Linked DNA regions of Homo sapiens: region 1 is linked to region 2. The links are chromatin loops, found by intact Hi-C in ENCODE. Cell type or tissue: heart right ventricle. All regions are shown on one strand. Links, peaks and the distances in the headings refer to the core of each region. The heading gives the core; the rest is flanking DNA. Region 1 overlaps CNTNAP2 (contactin associated protein 2). Region 2 overlaps CNTNAP2 (contactin associated protein 2).

Region 1 (2,917 bases), core at 193-2,692, 130 kb before region 2:
TCATTTTGAATTCCCAAGTGTTGTGGGAGAGACCTGGTGGGAAGTAATCGAATCATGGGGGCCAGTCTTTCTCATGCTGTTCTTGTGATAGTGAATAAGTCTCACGAGATCTGACGGGTTTAAAAAGAGGCATTCCCCTCCACAAGCGCTCTCTCTCTTGCCTGCCTCCATCCACGTAAGATGTGACTTGCTCCTCCTTGCCTTCCACCATGATTGTGAGACTTCCCCAGCCATGTGGAACCGTGACTTTTCCATTAAACCCTTTTCTTTTGTAAATTACGCAGTCTCAGGTACGTCTTTATCAGCAGCGTGAAAATGGACTAATACGTCAACTTTCTGATTTGTACAGCCTCTGTCCCCTCTGCTAGCAGGACAGGTTCTCAGAGATGGTCAGGATGTTGGAGGCTACTGCCCCTGTGCATTTGTGGTGTTCCACTGTTGGGGTTAAGCACACAAGCCCTGGCAGAAGCTATGATGTTGGTAACCTAGATCCTAATGCCATTTCCCCAGGAGACCAGGAGTCAGATCGGTGGAGTGGGCTGATTTCTACTGTCTGTTCTCACCATGTAACCTCTGCTGGTGGCCCTGGGTGACAATATCAGGAAGGATGCTCGGATAGGATGGCAGCCATTCGCTCATGTGTTTTATTCATTCTCTGACTTCCACTTCTTTTTGGATGTCCTTTCTTCATCTTTTCTCTTGAGCTGCCAGCCCAGACCTTCTCTTCTACCCACAAAGGGGGGGTTTGTTGCCCCTCTCCTTAACATTTTGATTATATTTCCTCAGCTCAAAGATATAAGAGGAAAGGCAATTATTAGCTCACCAAGCGACCACTGGGGAAAGGATGCAAATCAAATATATTTAATACTTCAGAAAGCAGGAAGAATTTGTGCACTTTCAAATAGCCAAGCTCATTGAATGTGCACAGAATCCATGATTCATAAACTGGATTCCTTCACGTATTCAGTCACTCAGTCAACACTTCTTGAAACTCTCGTGTGTGCCCAGGGCTCAGGGACAGAGCAGTGAGATGTGAAAGCGTAAGAAAAATCCCTGGATTGTACCCTTTGAATGCAACGGCAAGCTTCCATTTCTATAAGTAATACCAAGTCCTACCGCCATCGCGGTATCCGCGACAGATGCAAGTAACCCGCGCTATAACCTAGGACTCTGGTTTTGGTCGGTGTTTATAGAAAACCACACCCAAGCCAGTTTCACAAGATTTTCCCTTCCCTACGCTCACTGGTTACAGCTAATGACCACTAGAGGGCATTTTAACACTAGCTCCGAACTCGCTCCAGGACCATGTCCATCAAAATCTTCAGACTCAATCCCAGGACTGACTTCTCCCTGCCTGAGTGGAAGGGCAGCGTGGAACCCTTCAGAACCTCAAACCGCATGTTGAGATACACTTACTTTTCAGACAGAAGATGAATTTAGGTGAGATAAGAACCTGCTTCAGTTACCTGGGCAAGAAACAACCCGCTCTGCCCATTGTGCTAAAAATTTGCTCCAAGAGTTACAATCTTTGAGAGTGATTTTAGTGCACTGCAGATGGATATAACAGTATGATGCTTTGCAGATTGGACTTTAGTTTTCATGCCAGACAAAATAGAAATCCAGGAACCTTATGTTCTTTCTTGAGAGGTGATTTATGTATTTAATGCACTTGGAGGAAAAAAAAGTGAACTCCCAACCTTGGTCTTACAAGCTTTAGCCGTATTCTGGAGAAAGAAAGAGAGGACTGACATCTCAAACCCTAAACTGGATCAGAAATTGCATTGCAACTGCCTTCCCACTGAGCTGCATGAAATGTAAAACGAAGTAAACACATTTTTCTGGAGTGTAGGAATGGAGGTACTGTCTAGCCCTGGAGTGCATAATTCATTTGCAGATGAAATTGCTTTAGAAAACAAATGAAAAATGTGGAAGTGTTGACATATTCATTATGAGTCTTTTTCTGTTTCAGATCAGATGGGCTTGATGGCTTAGAACTTATTTTCTTAACATATTTTCTGTATAATTTTTATGAAGGGCAAATGTTGAATCTCTGTAGTAAAAAATAAATAAGCTAATGTGATCCTCCCCCCTCCACCATGGAAACCTTGAAGGAACAGCTCAAATGCCTTTGTGAGACTGCTCTGATCCACTCTTTCCTCCTCAGGATTATTCATTCCCCTACTTTTCTGTGCTCCCACAGCACAAGCTTATACTTCAATGGGCACTTGGTTCATATCTGTATGACTGATGGTCTTTCTTCTACTGGACTGGGCTCATGGAGGCAACAGCCATGCTGCATGCTGGGAATATACTAGGTGCTGAGAATATGCTTAATGGGTTGAACTACAAATCAATGGAAAGAAACCATAGTCCCAAAGAGCCTGTTGGTACTGATCCTGACATCTGCTATTTTATTTTTTGCTTTTAAGAAAGAGAAGGGAATTGGGAATGAAGGAAGAAAACTACCGTTTTATTGGGTCATAGACTATGCTAGATTTTTTTTTGTATTTCCATTTAACATACACAAACTGCATTAGAAAAGATGGACTTACTCCAATTTTAGAAATTAAGTCAACAGAGATTTCATTAACTTGCTAGAGAACACAGAGCTATTAAGTAAGTGTGATGGTTAATACTGACTGTCAACTTGGTTGAATTGAAGGATGCAAAGTATTGTTCCTGGGTGTGTCTGTGAGGGTGTTGCCAGAGGAGATTACCATTTGAGTCAGTAGACTGGGAAAGGCAGACCCACCCTCAATCTGGGTGGGCACCATCTAATCAGCTGCCAGTGCAGCTAGGATAAAAGCAGGTAGGGGAACGTGGAAGGACTGGACTGGCTGCATCTTCTGGCCTTCATCTTTCTCCCATGCTGGGATGCTTCCTGCCCTCAAACATTGGACTCCAAATTCGTCAGCTT
Region 2 (2,917 bases), core at 118-2,617:
TTTTGATCTTTTTCCTTTGTGTTCTACTTCTTTGGAAATTTCCTCAGCTTTATTTTCAATACTGTCATTGTGTTTTAATTTCAGCTATCATATTTTAAATTTCCAAGTATTATTTCTCGTTCTCTGATAGTCCCCTTTTTCATAGCACCCCATTCTAATTTTTTTGGAGGCAATATCTCAATATCTTCTCTTGTCTCTCTGAGAATATTAATTTAATTATCAAAAGTTTTCTTCTGCTTTCTCTGTCGCCTCTGTTTCTTCCCAGACCTCCTGCCACCCACCCCTACCCTGGATTGTGAGTTTGGGGGTCCCTTCTTTTATGACATCTCTGACATTATCCTACATAGTTGGTGACTCTCACCTGTCTGTTTATACCGAACAGTCAAGTACTAGACAGCTGACTGCAATCTGGAGTGTGTGTGTCTGGGATGGTGGTGGATTTGATGTTTGGGCTTCATGATCACATGGAGAGTCCCCTGTCCCATTGAAGGGACTCCGAATGTCAGTATCTGTGACTTGTTTTGGTCACTGAATGTTCAATATCTTGAGAGAAGAATCCGCTACTTTCCTCATGAGGAATATATGTCTGTTGCTCAGTGCTTGGGAAGCTGACAGGAAGAAGGCTAAGGAGAGGGGTCAACCTTATTAAGTCAATTTCCTCTGTTTTTATTAAGGAGCTTTACCCCCATTTTTTGGTGCCTGGTGTCTGGAGTGTGAACCCCCACTTCCTGCATGGGTAGAGTAGGACAGTCACTGGCAGGGTCATAGCGGGGAGCTGGGGTGTGACTGACCCTCACATAGACGTTCCGCCATTCCTCCGGCTCTGAGCCCGGCCCTTGCCTGCCTCCGGTTCCTGGGCCTCTTGGAGCTCCACAGCTTGCTTCCCACCTGCCTGTCAACAGCCTGGACTTACAGATTTTCCTTTACTGCCAGTAGTGAAGTAACTGAACTTGTGATGTGCTGAAGTTCTTTCGTGGAGAATGAAGAGAAGGAGGTAACAGACTGAAGTCACAGTCCACCTGTGGGTCCAGCAAGAGCCCTAGAAGCATTGGCGCGGGTGGTACTACCAGGATGAGGTGGTGGGGGGTGGGAGTGATGACAGGAAGTGAGTCCCTGGGCTGCTCTGGGCTGTCACCTGGTGAAGCTTCCCTGCACTGTTTCCGTGTGCAGGCTGAGGAAGCCGACCTCCAGGTTCCCATTCTGGCTCTACCATCTCCACCTACTGGGCAACGTGAGGCAGATCATTTGGCCTTCCTAAATCCTCATGTGTACAGTGGAATTGTGGCAGACCAGGTCTTACTAATGCAGGCCTCCATAACAACTGTTTCAGCACTGACTGAATGGTTAAGTTAAATATTAAAAGCTGAAAGAAGCAGTGCCCTTATACAAAGGTTAGGATGTAACAAAAGCCCACCGAGAGTTTGCCTAGGCCTTTTCTGGACCTTGAAACATGGCAAGATAATGAAGGAATTCTTAACAGGACCTGTTTAGGATTAAACAAGTTTCATTGGGGGTCTGAAGAAACTCCCCAGGCCTCCACAAACAAGTTTAATGGGGGTCTGAAGGAACTCCCCAAACCTCCATGATTTAGCAGGAGACAAGGGTCATTAGTCCAGCATCTGAACCCATTTAGATTAAGTAAATTTACTGAGGCTCCAGAGGAAGGTCTTCAGGACTCAGATCTTAGTTATAAATTAAAAGAAGTGAGTCACTTATGTCTTTAGATAAATGCACACTTACTCATAGACATATAGCTTACAAGGTATGTAAGCTCTGGAAAACTTTGTAAGTTTGAGTTGATCTGGCGATAATTTCCAGGTGTTCTCCCTGTACCCAGTTACAGAAATAGAATCTCAACGCCTGTAATCCCAGCACTTTGGGAGGCCAAGGCGGGCAGATCACCTGAGGTCGGGAGTTTGAAACCAGCCTGACCAACATGGAGAAACCCTGTCTCTACTAAAAATACAAAGTTAGCCAGGCATGATGGTGCATGCCTGTAATCCCAGCTACTTGGGAGGCTGAGGCAGGAGAATCACTTGAACCTGGGAAGCGGAGGTTGCGGTGAGCCGAGATCGCACCATTGTACTCCAGCCTGGGCAACAAGAGCGAAACTCCATCTCAAACAAAACAAAACAAAACAAAACAAAACAAAACAAAACAAAACAAAACACCTCTCTTCTTTCCCAGTTCATCTGCATCTCTTATTGGGTGGTGAGAATAAGCAGCTCGACCCTATTTGGTCCAGGAACAGAATAACAGTGGAACCTCTTTTATAGGGTATGGTAAGAATCTCAGGAGATAACCCATGAAATACATTTAGCAGAGTGCTAGGCACAAAACAAAAGATCAACAAATGTGATTACTTACTACTACACTGATATTCTTTAATTTCACTTACAGTCAGCCTGTGCAAGGGCTTGGCCAAGGAATGGGGAAAGATGGAAGAGGAGCCTCTTTTCCTTCAATGTGTGAACAGTAAGACGACAAACCCTGAGGCTTTTCCCCTGAGCCTGATTTACCACAGGTACTAATGCTTTTTTAGAAATCATAAATTGACAATGTATAATTGTATAAATTCATGGGGTACAAAGTGATGTTATGATTTATGAATATGAAGTGAAATAATTAAATCAAGGTACTTAACATATCCATCACCTCAAATACTTAACATTTTGGGGGATAAGAACATTTGAAATTCATCCTTAGCAATTGTGAAATATACATATTCTATTACTAACTACATTCACCAAGCTGTGCAATACAACTTAACCAACCAAGCATGTTCCTCCTAACTGCACTCTTTGACCATCTCCCCATTCCCTGCACCTTCCAGCCTCTGTACCCACCATCTTCCTCTCTGCTTCTCTGAGTCTGTTGTTTTAGATTCCACTCATGCATGAGAGCTTGCAGTATTTGT

The links. Hi-C counts contacts between places; a loop is a spot of excess contacts. Peaks named below come from ENCODE experiments on the same cell type or tissue, not always from the same donor. Only the 100,000 strongest peaks of a DNase experiment are listed, where the experiment ranks them.
Region 1: a loop joins it to region 2, with 7 times the contacts of the local background. A loop is called at or near these places in 16 of 110 quality-filtered maps.

The regions. Positions count from the first base shown.
Region 1 is chr7:148,240,808-148,243,724 of GRCh38, reverse strand. All of the region lies in intron 20 of CNTNAP2 (contactin associated protein 2), which reads right to left. Among named protein-coding and RNA genes, the nearest start is that of C7orf33, 350 kb to the left of the region's middle. In heart right ventricle, for the core only: a CTCF peak has its summit at 1,256 (motif pointing right); a DNase peak (open chromatin) is centred at 1,276; H3K4me3 peaks cover 381 bases; H3K27me3 peaks cover 394 bases.
Region 2 is chr7:148,108,605-148,111,521 of GRCh38, reverse strand. All of the region lies in intron 15 of CNTNAP2 (contactin associated protein 2), which reads right to left. Among named protein-coding and RNA genes, the nearest start is that of C7orf33, 480 kb to the left of the region's middle. In heart right ventricle, for the core only: a CTCF peak has its summit at 1,224 (motif pointing left); no DNase peak of the experiment used is centred there; H3K27me3 peaks cover 320 bases.